Regions from separate parts of the Mus musculus genome. Here regions 1 and 2 are each linked to region 3. A link is a loop called in an ENCODE intact Hi-C map of the cell type or tissue named here. Cell type or tissue: heart. All regions are shown on one strand.

What was found. A loop is a pair of places that touch in the nucleus more often than their neighbours do. Peaks named below come from ENCODE experiments on the same cell type or tissue, not always from the same donor. Only the 100,000 strongest peaks of a DNase experiment are listed, where the experiment ranks them.
Region 1: it touches region 3 in a loop (8-fold over the local background); 40 of 42 quality-filtered maps call a loop at or near these places.
Region 2: it touches region 3 in a loop (7-fold over the local background); 29 of 42 quality-filtered maps call a loop at or near these places.

The regions. Positions count from the first base shown.
Region 1 is chr7:47,149,091-47,153,090 of GRCm38, forward strand. No RefSeq gene overlaps it. Among named protein-coding and RNA genes, the nearest start is that of Ptpn5, 18 kb to the left of the region's middle. In heart, a CTCF peak has its summit at 1,724 (motif pointing left); no DNase peak of the experiment used is centred here.
Region 2 is chr7:47,079,687-47,083,686 of GRCm38, forward strand. It overlaps Ptpn5 (protein tyrosine phosphatase, non-receptor type 5), which reads right to left. Exons shown (of 14, transcript NM_001163565.1): 9 at 3,400-3,479; 10 at 3,075-3,212; 11 at 2,177-2,287. It overlaps Mir7056 (microRNA 7056), which reads right to left and starts at 3,538; the gene lies at 3,480-3,538. In heart, a CTCF peak has its summit at 1,799 (motif pointing left); a DNase peak (open chromatin) is centred at 1,805.
Region 3 is chr7:47,021,897-47,025,896 of GRCm38, forward strand. No RefSeq gene overlaps it. Among named protein-coding and RNA genes, the nearest start is that of Gm32031, 15 kb to the left of the region's middle. In heart, no CTCF peak of the experiment used is centred here; DNase peaks (open chromatin) are centred at 855 and 1,825; H3K27me3 peaks cover 395 bases.

The sequences.
Region 1 (4,000 bases), 130 kb after region 3:
TTTTGATGGCCCCAGAGGGGCTCACGGCTCCCACTGCTGCAGATGGTCTTGAGACCAATGGCCCACCACCTCCTTTCTCTACAGCTCACTGTGGACTCTTCCCATTTCAGTCAGTGTCTTGGCTGGTCTGGCAGAATGACGAAACCCTAATTCCTGAGAGTCTTAATCTCATTTTATTGTCTCCTGGGCAGGCCATTCTGACTATATGTTACCTATTTATAGTTAAATTTGGGATGGAAACACCTAGAGACATCCAGTTATAAGCTCACTCCTGGTTGTCTCCACTCTGCGGCCACACCCATCTGCCCCTTTCACATGATGACGAGTGTTGCTCCTGGCAACATGGTGAATCCTTTCTTTGAAGGTCTGTTGGCATGTACATCAGGAGACTAGAGGGGCAGCCATCCTGTCCATGGCCAGGGAAACTCATGCTTTGTACCCTTGTGCAAGCTTCATCCTGTTTTGTGTGATGCCTGTCGTCTAGAGTTGCAGGTGTGGGGAGCCAATGCCCTCAGTGAGCCTGTGAGAATGATAGTGGCCGGGGCCATGCCTGATTCCATCTTTGAGCTCTCGAGGCAAGTCTTTTACTCATGGAGGACTTTCCACTTTTTGGTTCTTGGCCTGAGCCCTTGGACTCCCCAGCTTGCAGAGGTGACCTTACTGCCACTATCAGTCCTATGTGGCGTGGCACATATTTTGACTAGTGGGTTCCATTGTGCCTGGTGTTTTCTTCTTTAGTTGTGCAAAGGTTCCTTGGTCTAACTAGCATGGTCCCATATGTGTAACAAGGGTGCTGTTTCATGGAGCTGGATCATATATATCCTGGATGGGTGGGGTTAGGGTGAGGAGAGGAAGGTATCTTGATACCACTTTAAGATAAAACTTAATATTTACAGCTCATGTACCCTTTTTGCCTCGTCTTATTTTTGAGCATGACTTTGAACCAACCCATGGCTAGTGAAGACACTCTGGGCAGGAGCGACACGTGCTTAGACCAAGAGCACTGGATTCAAGGTTCCAGCTATTACCCAAGGTTACTGGCATCCTTGGAGGGTGGTACTGCAACAGGGGACCTCCATGTTGGCCTTCGTTGTTTACAATTTATGGGTTGATTAGTTAGTTTTGCATTAATACAGTGAAATGCCAGGGACACTGCTAACTTTACAAAGAACAGTTTTGGGGGTTCAAGTGTGTGGTCAGGTGAAGTCATTTGTTTGGCATCTAGTGTGTGTAGGAGCAACACACACACACACACATACACACACACACACACACACACACACACACACACACACACACACACACACAAACGCATTCACACACACCCGGCGGGGGAGAGAGCAAGAGCACTTTTCTTCAAGGTCACACCTTTAGTGACCAGCAATCTCCTACTGTTCCTCACGTCTCACAGTCCACTTACCTCCTAGTTACGTGTCCCTGACACCAAGCTCTTAGGATATGGACCTTGGGGACATTAGGGATATTCAGACCCAGAACAGCAGTCCAGTAGCCAGACCAAGCTTGATAATTTCTGCCACCATGGCTGTTTCTATATGGTCTCACTGTATCTGTAGTAGAGGCTGGCAACCTTTTTTTTTTTCAGTAAGTATGACAGAATTTTAATAAGGTGACATACTCATTTAACATTGGCAATCTTGGATTGGATTTTAGTCCGGTGTTTCAAGCCTTCATTAATTTGCAGCGTGTGCCCTCTAGTGGACAATGGAATGTACTACAAACGAGGTGAGCAGAGGTTTGCAGTATCATCAGAGTTGGGCAAACTTCTTAACGATATAATTAAATTATTTAATTTTCACATCCGTGTGCTGTATGTATATGTTCATGTGGGTATGGATGTATATCTGTGTGTGTAGAGGCCTCGTCGACCCTGGATCTCTTACTAAATAAACACGGAGATCACCAATTTGTCTAAGCTGGCTGAATCTCTTTCCATTGGCTGCTGGGTGGAGTCTCAGAGGACAGTCATGCTAGGCTCCTATCTGCAAACATAATATCATTGATAGTGTCGGGGATTTGTTCTTGCCCATTGGAATGGGTCTCAATTTGGGCCAGTCATTAGTTGGCCATTTCCTCCATCTCTGCCCTATCTTTGTCCTTGCACATCCTGTAGGCAGGACAGAGTTTGGGTCAAAGGTTTTGTGGGATGGTTGCTGTCCTTGTCCCTCCCCTTGGAGTCCTGCCTGGCTACAGGAAGTGGCCACTTCAGGATCCACATCCCCCAACTGCTAGGAGTCTCTGCTGATTTTGCCCCCATAGATGTCCTGGAGCCTCGCCTTTTGGGTAGGATTTGCTGGCAGAGGTGGAGGCAAGTTTGATGCTGGCCTAGGTGCCGTCCATCTCTTAGAGTGGCCTTTTGAGCAGATCGAGGGCTAAGTGACCTCTCTCATGGCAGCTTGCTTTCTAACATGCTAATCTCAGAGAATCATCTTTTGGGGAAGGCAAGGAGGCAACCAATGTTTCCGTATAGAAAGCAAGCTATAGAAGTGACGATGCCGTATATCCTGCCAGCCCCAGGCACCGCCAGCCCAGCAGTTAACAACTGAGATTACAGGGACACACTTTCATAGCCAGTTGATACAATATGGGTGGGGGTAGGTTACCCCAATGGGCAGCAACATGGCCCCAAGTGGTAGCCCAGACCAGAGATATCCACATAGTTTTTGGAGGTAACATGGGCCATGGACATTGGCACAGACCCCATGGTCCTCAGGTGGCAGCAGAGGCCACTCACCTTGGGCTGTTCCTCACTACTCACATCTTCTGTTTCATCTCTCTTCCCATGCTTCTCTTTCTCTTCCATCTCTCCACCCCCTTGCTTGACTTCCTGGCTCCCAGACCTTGTTGGTGTCTTCCAACCTGACTGAGTGCCATGTAGCAGAAGCTGGGGGTTTGAGGAGGATAATATTTTTTAAATCATAAGAATATTAAAAAAAACTTTTGGAGATATTACTTATTTTTATTTTATGCGCCTAAGTGTTTGGATGTGTGTCTGTGCATCATGTGTGTGTAGTGCCTGTGGAGGCCAGAAGAAGGTAACAGATCCCATGGGGCTGGAGCTACAAGAGGGTTGTGAATCATGACGTGGCGTTGGGAGCAAAGCCAGGGTCCTCTGAAAGAACAGCTAGTAACTTAAATGCTGAGCCTTCTCTGCAGCCCTGTATGATAAGGATACTAACTAGAGTAAATGGAAAAGATACAACCAAACCCGTTGTTTGTTACATTATTTCAGAACAGATCCAAACTGATGAAAGTGTGTGTGTGTGTGTGTGTGTGTGTGTGTGTGTGTGTGTGTGTGAGAGAGAGAGAGAGAGAGAGAGAGAGACACTGACACACTCATTATTGGCTAAGATAAACATTTCCATAAATTCAGTCCAAGACCTGAAGTTCTTCTCCAATAAACTCGTTCCATAACTATCTTAATGGAGGTGTAGTTTCAAACACAGTTATCCAGCGGTCTCCTATTTCCCGTGCTAATAACACCCTCTGGATGGTGAAGACTTACACCATCGCAGCCTTCAAAGGGCATAGTGAATACCGTGTAGACCTTTGGCTTCTCTTGGTTTTCTTGAGTGACTGTTGCAACTGCGGACACTGATGGGTTCATGACACCCCCATTCAGATGACAACCAAACGAAGATGCTGTAAATCCTTTTCCTGCTCTCATGGGAGATCTTTGTCCTGGGGGTCCTGCCTCTGTGCACATAGCATCGGCAATGGAGGAATGAGTCTGTCCTGTTTTGCCCTTTGCTCATAGAGAGAACCTGACAGAGATGCAGAGGTCGGGCAGAGGCATCCTGGGTGTGGCTGTGGTCCTCACCCAACCATGGAACAACTATTGTCATTCTCGCACATCAGCTGCTGTGATGAGAACCTCAGGTAGTCTAGAAATGGGAGAATGAGTCTGTGGGCAGACATGGGCGGTGTGAGCAGTAATAAAATCAGCACTGAGTTTTCGTGTTCCTGGGGCTGGGCATATGGA
Region 2 (4,000 bases), 58 kb after region 3:
ATGTGAATGCTTTCAGAATTGATCCAAAGATGGAGATGGGAAGGGAGGAATGAGAGTAGGGAATCTGTAGTCCCCCATCTACCATACTGCTTAATGGCACAAGACAGATCAGTGTGTGTGTGTGTGTGTGTGTGTGTGTGTGTGTGTGTGTGCGCGCGCACGTGTGCGTGCATGTAGCATTAGCCTCTAAACTCTGAAATCATCGAAGAAAAGCAAAGGGGCTTTTCTCCAACTTATTACTGTCTGACAGTTCCTATCCTGACAGATGTCCCAGGCACCCCTTAGTCACATGACCAAGAACACAGGTACTATGCTCTGTCTGCCCACCCCACTGTCCTCATTAGCTGCTGTCAGCCTCCTCTCTGCTCTACCATCCCATGGTGGGAAGATCCAACCTTCTTCCTCCCTGACTATCAAAGACCCATAGCATCAACATGATCCTTCCCCAGCACGAATCTGGATACCCTGCGCTGTGTTTAAGACCTGGCTTGGTCTGATGGTTCAGGCCTGTAATTCTAGCTACTTGGAAGCCTGAGGCAGAAAGATCACAATCTCAAGCCCTGCATGGTCTGCAGTGCAAGTTCTAGGCCAGCCTTGGAAACTTAGTGAGACTGTCTCAAAACAAACAAAAGAGTGAAAAAAGGGCTGGGAATGTAGTTCAGTAAGAGAGTTCTGGCCTCTAATCCCACACCAAACCAAGAAACCCTTTACTGTGGACTGAATGCGGTGGCTTCCTCCCCCAACTTCGTATGTTGAAACCTCCTTTCCATTGTGTGAGAATTTGAAGATGGGGCAGGAGTTCACCCCTTTGATGTGATTCATATCCTTAGAGACCCCAGGAAGTTTCCTCACTCCATCATCCTTCCTGCCCTGGGAGGACACAATCCAGGCAACGTGTGCTTGCATGCACAGCTGCTCCTTCTATGTATGGGAAAGCTTTTCCATTTGTCCCCTACTAGTCACCCCTTACCAGTCCTCCAGGACCCCATACAGCACTGCCAGGCACCTCACCCCAGAGCACGCCATCTGGCATACTGCCCTTCTGTATTCTTGCCTGTACTACTTGGTGTTTACCATCTTACAGGTGCTCCTTGAAGAAACAATCCAGGACACAATTATGCCCCCGGTACTCGACCCGGAACCACAAAGCAGGTGCTTGGAAACACCCTCAAACCCAGACACCCTGGTTCTTCTCTAGCCTGTCTCCTAGCCTCTCTACTTGGGAGATGGTTCCTCATGTCCTTGGGTCACTCTGCTGTGACAGCAGCTGCCCCCCCCCCCCCCGGCTTTCAAGGTTTTCAGGAAGTCTTGGTGTTAGATGCTCATATGGACACTGTCCCCATGACAGTGTGGGGGCTAAGGCACCCTGGCATCTTGCCCAGCACTGCATCCAGTGAGAGACAGAGGCGCTCAGAGGGACAAATGTCAGGCCCTGAGCTCTTTTCTGTGGCGGAACCCCATGGCTGTTAGCATCAGCATCAGGCTGTTTCTGAATTGGGCATCAGCTTCCTGGTGCTTGACTTAACTTCTCTACCTTTCTGGGTTATCACAGGGGACTTCACCTCCACAAATACATCCCACTGCTTCTCCAAACCAGAATCTTTTGATGCCCCCAAAGGAGCAGCCCTCCTCTTCTGCTTATCCCGGACACGGCACAACTTTCCAGCAGGAGGATGCCCTTTCCCCACCCTTCTGGGCTGCTTCGTGTTGCTCATATTTTGTGCATTTTCCTTTTTTTCCTGCCATTTCCTGTAACCATGACTGTGTGTCCTAAAGCAGCAAGGAGTGCCTGCCCTCTGCTGGTGGACATTTTGGGTGCATCAGACTGGAAGCCAGCACCCCAGTGGAAGGGACATTACTGTCACTCAAACTCGTAAAGGAACTCTCAGTTACGATAAGGACAATGCTGGAAGCCCTTGAAGCCTCCTTGCCCAGGTAGTGCTGGCCTTGGGAAGATGTGGAGGAGAGCTGCTATGGTCGGCAGTGCACAGAAAGGGCGTAGGGCACATGCAAGCAAGGCTTAGCGTCTGAGTCTATTGACCCTTGTTTAACAGTACGTGCTGGGAGTGCCGTGGGTCGATGTGTCACCTACAGTAGGCCTTTCAGTACTGTTTTCAGGTGGGGGTCTCAACTAAGCCTCCCCAACATCCCTTTCCTGTTTAGGTCCATGCCTCACCCTGAGGGAGATGAGTCGCAGCCGGTAGTCCTCCGTGTGGATGACTTTCTGCACGGTGATCTCCACGCCGTCATGGACCACCTGCTCTTCTGGCCAGTATTCTGTGCACTTCTGCAAGGACCAAGATCAGGCTGGGTTACATTCCCACTCCTCTTCCACATCCCTTCCTGCTCCGCTGGGGTCTACAAGGACGACAGGCTTCGTTTTAGAAGTCTGCGTCGAAATCTTGACTTCATAACTTGTGACCTACTTCTCATTTCTGAGCCTCAGTTTCTCCCATTTGAAAAATGAAAATGATACCATCTTATAGGATAATGTGTGTGTGTGTGTGTGTGTCTGTGTGCTTGTGTGTAAAGGTCAGAGTTTAACTTCAGGTGTTGTTCCTCATGGGCAGTCCACTTTGGTTTTTTGGACAGGATCTCTCGTGGGCCTGGAACTCACCATGTAAGTTCAGTGAGGCCTAGGTCTGTCTGTCTCTTGGCTTCCCGAGCACTGGGGATAAGGCTGCATGCATATACCACACCTGGACTTATTTATTGGGATAAAACTCGATTCCTCACTTGAGCTCTTTCTCTTTTTTTTTTTTTTTTTAAACAATGGAGATTCAATTAAATGAGCTTGCTCATCATGAACATGCGTATCAGCGGCAGACTGGGAGGCAGCAGATCATGACTCAAATACAGCCATTGGATGGGGTGGGAGAAGCCAGCTCCAGGCTCTGCTAGGCTTTGTGTGGCGTTGAGTGTATACCTTAACTGTCAACACCTCTCATTTCCTTATGTTGACAGTTGAGTGCACGCCAGGCTCACGAGATCCTCAGGAAGATTATTATGCAAAGGAGATGCTTCATGTGGGGGCACAGAGCAGGGCGCAACGAGCAATGGCACAGGGTCCCTACCTCGTTCATCTCCTCGATGTTGGTGATCATGACGATGATGGGTGTGCGCTCCTGCCACACCATGCGCCAAAAGTCGGCCACAGTGCTGACGATGGGTCCCTGCGTGGCGATGTACACCTTCTCCTCCCCACTGTAGCCCTGCAGCCACCCAAGTCCAGCCCGTCAGGTCAGGGGTGGAGGTGGCACTCCCAGGGCCCCATCCCACACTTAGGCTCCTCTTGGGGCTTGTAGGAGCCACACTGGCTTGGGGGACAAGTCTGAAGGACAGATTGCATCAGCTCAGGCCTCTCCTTTAGTGGAAGGCTCTTGGGATGGAGCTACATACCCGGATGTAGTTGGCATTGATGTAGGAACTCAGAGGATCTTCAGGGTCTGGTGACGTCAGACGTACCCTGCTGTGAGGATCTGTGGTGGGAGACAGGTGAGGCTGTGAGTTGGGCCCAACCTCTCTGTCCTCCTCCACAGCACCCACATTTCCTCTGAGATCACAGCCAGTAAGTGCTGTCACAGGCACTGCAGAAAATGAAGAGTCACTACCTGATGACCTCTTTTTCCTTATAAAGACGAAAAGAGTTAGCAGGGACTGGTAAGATGGCTCAGAGGGTAAAGATGCTTGCTCCTAAGAGTGATAACTTGAGTTGGGTCCCTGGGACTCATGTGCTGGAGGAGAGAACTGAATCTCACAGGTTGTCCTTAGACCCCCACAACTGTGCCCTGTACACTTATATGCGTGTGCATACAAAATAAGTAATATTAGAAATAGAGTTAAAAGGAAAACCAGTAGCTCGTGGGCCGAGAAGCACCACCCAACAGCATGGGGCAAATGCTACCTAACAAACACAACTGCTGTGATCATGAGTTCCCAGCAGACATTGGGAATGGAAAAGAACCTAGAGCTGTTGGGGTGATGATGGAGGTGATGGGTG
Region 3 (4,000 bases):
CATGTGGTTGCTGGGATTTGAACTCAGAACTCAGGACCTTCAGAAGAGCAGTCAGTGCTCTTACCCGCTGAGCCATCTCTCCAGCCCCGTGTTTAACAGTTTCTAGTATGGAAGCATTATGGGCTGTGTTGCTATGAATCCTCCAGAAGAAGTGGTTTAGGGCAGGAAGAATGCTTGGATGGAAGCATATGTACCAGAGGGCACCAGGCACACATGGGGGTGCACAGGCAAACCACCCATTCCAAAAAAATTGAAAAAAAAATCTTAAAAAAAAAGGTTTTAGTAGTAGACTCAAATCAAAACTTAAAGACCATTTTATTAGAGTTAAAAATAACCCTATTGCAGGCAAGCAGTTATCTGGAGAAGGGCAAGGAAGGAATGGATGAAAAAGCCATGTTATTTAACTTACCAGAGAAGTCAGCTACATGGTAGACATGCAGCCACATGGCAGGCAAGCAGGCAGGCAAGCATTAGGAAATGAGGAAGAGAGGCCAAAATGCTGAGGGAAAACCCAAAGTGTTGAGGAAAGCTTGCTTAGAAAAGAGGAGGAGAAGGAAAGGCTACACTTCTCTGAGTAATCCAGAGAACGGTCTGCCCCTCACACAGCCGCAGCCCCCCCCCCCCCCCCCCAGGCTCCACTGGGCAGGAACGATACAGTAGCATTGAAGACAGTTCTCAAGTTGTGGTTTGCCACCCCCACAGTGGTCTCATGACATACTCACATTATGATTCATAACAGTAGCAAAATCACAGCTCTGACGTAGCAACGAGAATAGTAGCATGGGGTCACCGCGCAGTGAGGAGCTGTGTTAAAGGGCCACAGCACCAGGGAGGTGGAGAAACACTGCGTTAAAGGACTAATTACTCCACCTACCTCTTTTGGATGGTGTAAGGGGAACTCCCTTCCTTGGGGAAGTCCCTTAGTCAAAGTGACTGAGCCAGCCCATCTGGAGTCTCAGGTCTCTGCCCAGGCCAGATAGTCTTTTTTAGAGGTTTGCCTGGCTGAGATCATCCATTCCTGAGGCGATTTTGAGTGACCGTGGCCCAGCTGCAGATTCTTCTTGTTCCAAACAATCTATTCCCATTATGGAATGGCTCTGCAGAGTCCTTTACAGTTATGGAATGTAAGAAAGTCACAGATTGCCAGGCAAGGTGGTGCACACCTTTAGTTCCTGCACTTGGGGTTTGGGGGTGGGCAAAGGCAGGTGGATTTCTATGAGTTTGAGGCTAGCCCGGTCTACATAGAGAGGTTCTAGATGCTGGCTGGTGACATTCTTAGCTTTTGGGTTAGGGGAAGATAGCGGCCTGCCAAGTTAGTACATAATAAAATTTTACCTTATAGTGGGAAAAAAATGTTAGGCCAGGCATGGAAATAGCCAGCAAGTGGCAATTAGGAGAGTGGAGATAGCCCAAGGTAATTCTGGTTCCAGATCTGCAACATCCAAACTCTTCAGTAATGGTGATCTAGTCTGTCAATCAGCCTTGTCAACACAGGTGTGGTTGGTTCTTTTTGTTAGTTAGTTAGTTAGTTTTTTTTTTTTTTTTTTTGAAACTTCAGTTTACAGAGCCCTTGAAAGAGAATTCTCAGATAAACTACAGGCTACCTAGCTAAATCTGGAGTTTAGATGAGTGAATTCCTTTTTTTTTTAAACTGTAAGTATAACTCAAGTGAAAAGTTATTTACTATTCATCCAAAATTTAAATTTGCGAGTGTCCTACATTTTGATTTGCACGGTTCAGCAATCCTACTTAGAAATCAAAGGCGGGCGTGACTCCCATCAGGAAATGAGAACCTCAGAGAGGGCCTGTGGAACTTCCTGGCCTGACCACCGGGTGGCAGTAGAGCACTAAACAGCACAGGTGTCTTCTCCAGATCCCTTGTAAAATTTCAGATCCTTCTGGGCAGGTGAGATAGATGCTCAGTGGGTAAGAATGCTTGCTGCCAAGCACAATGGCCTAAGTTCGACTCCTGGAGAGACAGAATTGTCTCTTACAAGTTGTTTTCTGATTCCACACTTGTGCATGTACTTGCTCACATGCACACACAAACGAATAAATAAATACATGTAGCCCTCCCCCCCCCCCCCAAAATCTCAAAACAAAAAACCTTGGGGCTGGAGAGATGGCTCAGCAGTTAAGAGCACCAAATGTGCTCCCAGAGGTCCTGAGTTCAATTCCCAGCATCCATGTGGTGACTCACAACTATCTGTAATGGGATCTGATGCTCTCTTCTGGTGCATCTGAAGACAGCTACAGTGAATATATATCATACACACACACACACACACACATCCTCAAATTCATGTAATAAAAGACAGTGGCAACTCACAGAAAACCAATGTATACATGATATAAGTGTGCATAATGAACGCTGTATAGTTAGTATGAAAAGGTGCTTTGTCCCACACATTACTAGTTTAGGAAAGTAAAAGCACAATGAATTGTTTCTATCTCAGATTTGTGGAGGTTAAAATATCAAGCACAATTCATCACAGTGTTGGAAGAGTGAGGCAGAGCGAGTGCACACAGCAGCATCCGTCGTCTTTGGAATGATGTCAAACCTGATCGGAGGAGCTCGCTGCCTCAGACAGTAAAGGGCTTGCTTTGGGGACCCAAGTCCAATCCTTGGAACCAACCTTCAAAAGCCAGGCATGAGTGGATGGTGGCTAAAGCAGACACTTACACTGGTCAAAGTACAGAGAGGAAGTGTGGAGCCAAGAGCCATAAATGCCATATCTATACAATGCCTCCCCCCAAGGCTCAGGGACTGTCATGGTAAGAGGGGACGGGCTATAGGAGCCGGAGGTCAGGAGGACAGAGGAAACAATGCAGCAGCACCCACAAGCTCACAGCAACTGTGGTTGTCTGAACATGATCATGTCTGTTAACGTTCCAGCATAAGTAGGCGTTTTGGGGTCCCCGGCCCTAGGCTGAGGAGCTATTGACAGTTGACAGCAGCTTCTGAGGAAGGAAGGGTCAGTTTTCTTTAGGATTCTGGTCAGGTTGACCATGACCCACGAGTGTATGGCGTGTATGTACCTCCAGCATAGACTGGAGGGAAATAGAGAGATCATGAGACATGAGGCTGGGAGTGGGTGAGGAGGTGGGAGGGTGGATCTTACAGAGTTACAGAGAGGGTGGGGCGAGTAAAGGTGATTAAATTATCCACACTGTATGTGTGTATGAAACTCTCAAAGAATTAATAAAAACATGTTAAAAAAAAGAAAGACAGGTATGGCGGCTGAGTCCAGCACTGGACAGGTGGAGATAGGTGGACCCCTCAGGCTTGCTGGCTTAGCCAAATCAGTTAATCCCTGCCCAGGCCAGTGACAGATGAGGTGGACAGCAGTATCCTGAGGAATGATACCCACAGGTGACCTCTGCCCTACATCATTCACACCTGCTTATGTGCGCGCGCGCGCGCACACACACACACACACACACCACCCCAAAGCCAGAAAAATATATAGCCTTTAATTAAGGAAATTGGTGAAACCCAAAGTTTTATTCAGCAAAGTTCCTCGTCTTTATTCTCAGAGGCATACAGATAAATATTCATGCAGTCTGTACCAGACAAAAACAAAGCAGGCAACCCAGTCATCTACCCAAGGGCAGCTGGGTGAATTAGTGATGACGTACTCCACGGTAGAAGTATAATTATAGAATCCTGCCGTGCCTTAGAGAACGATGCAGACTTGGCAAGGAGTATAAGTCAAAATGGGGCAGCGCTGGCTCAGGGCACTCAACATGGAGTCAGGAGGTCATTGTTAATAAGTGCTCAGACACTTCCACATTTAAACTTTGAACTTGGCGTGACCTCCCACCCACATTCAGGCTGCTCTGTGGGCTGAGCCAGGATCATTTCCCGATGCATCTTCACTTCTCACCTATCTCGCCTATAGCCGACCCCTTACTCCCATCTGCCCAGGCACTGAGACCTGCTTAATCCCCTTCTCACAAGATAATCTCGCTTTCCCCAGAACTGGTCTTGTTCCTTGGC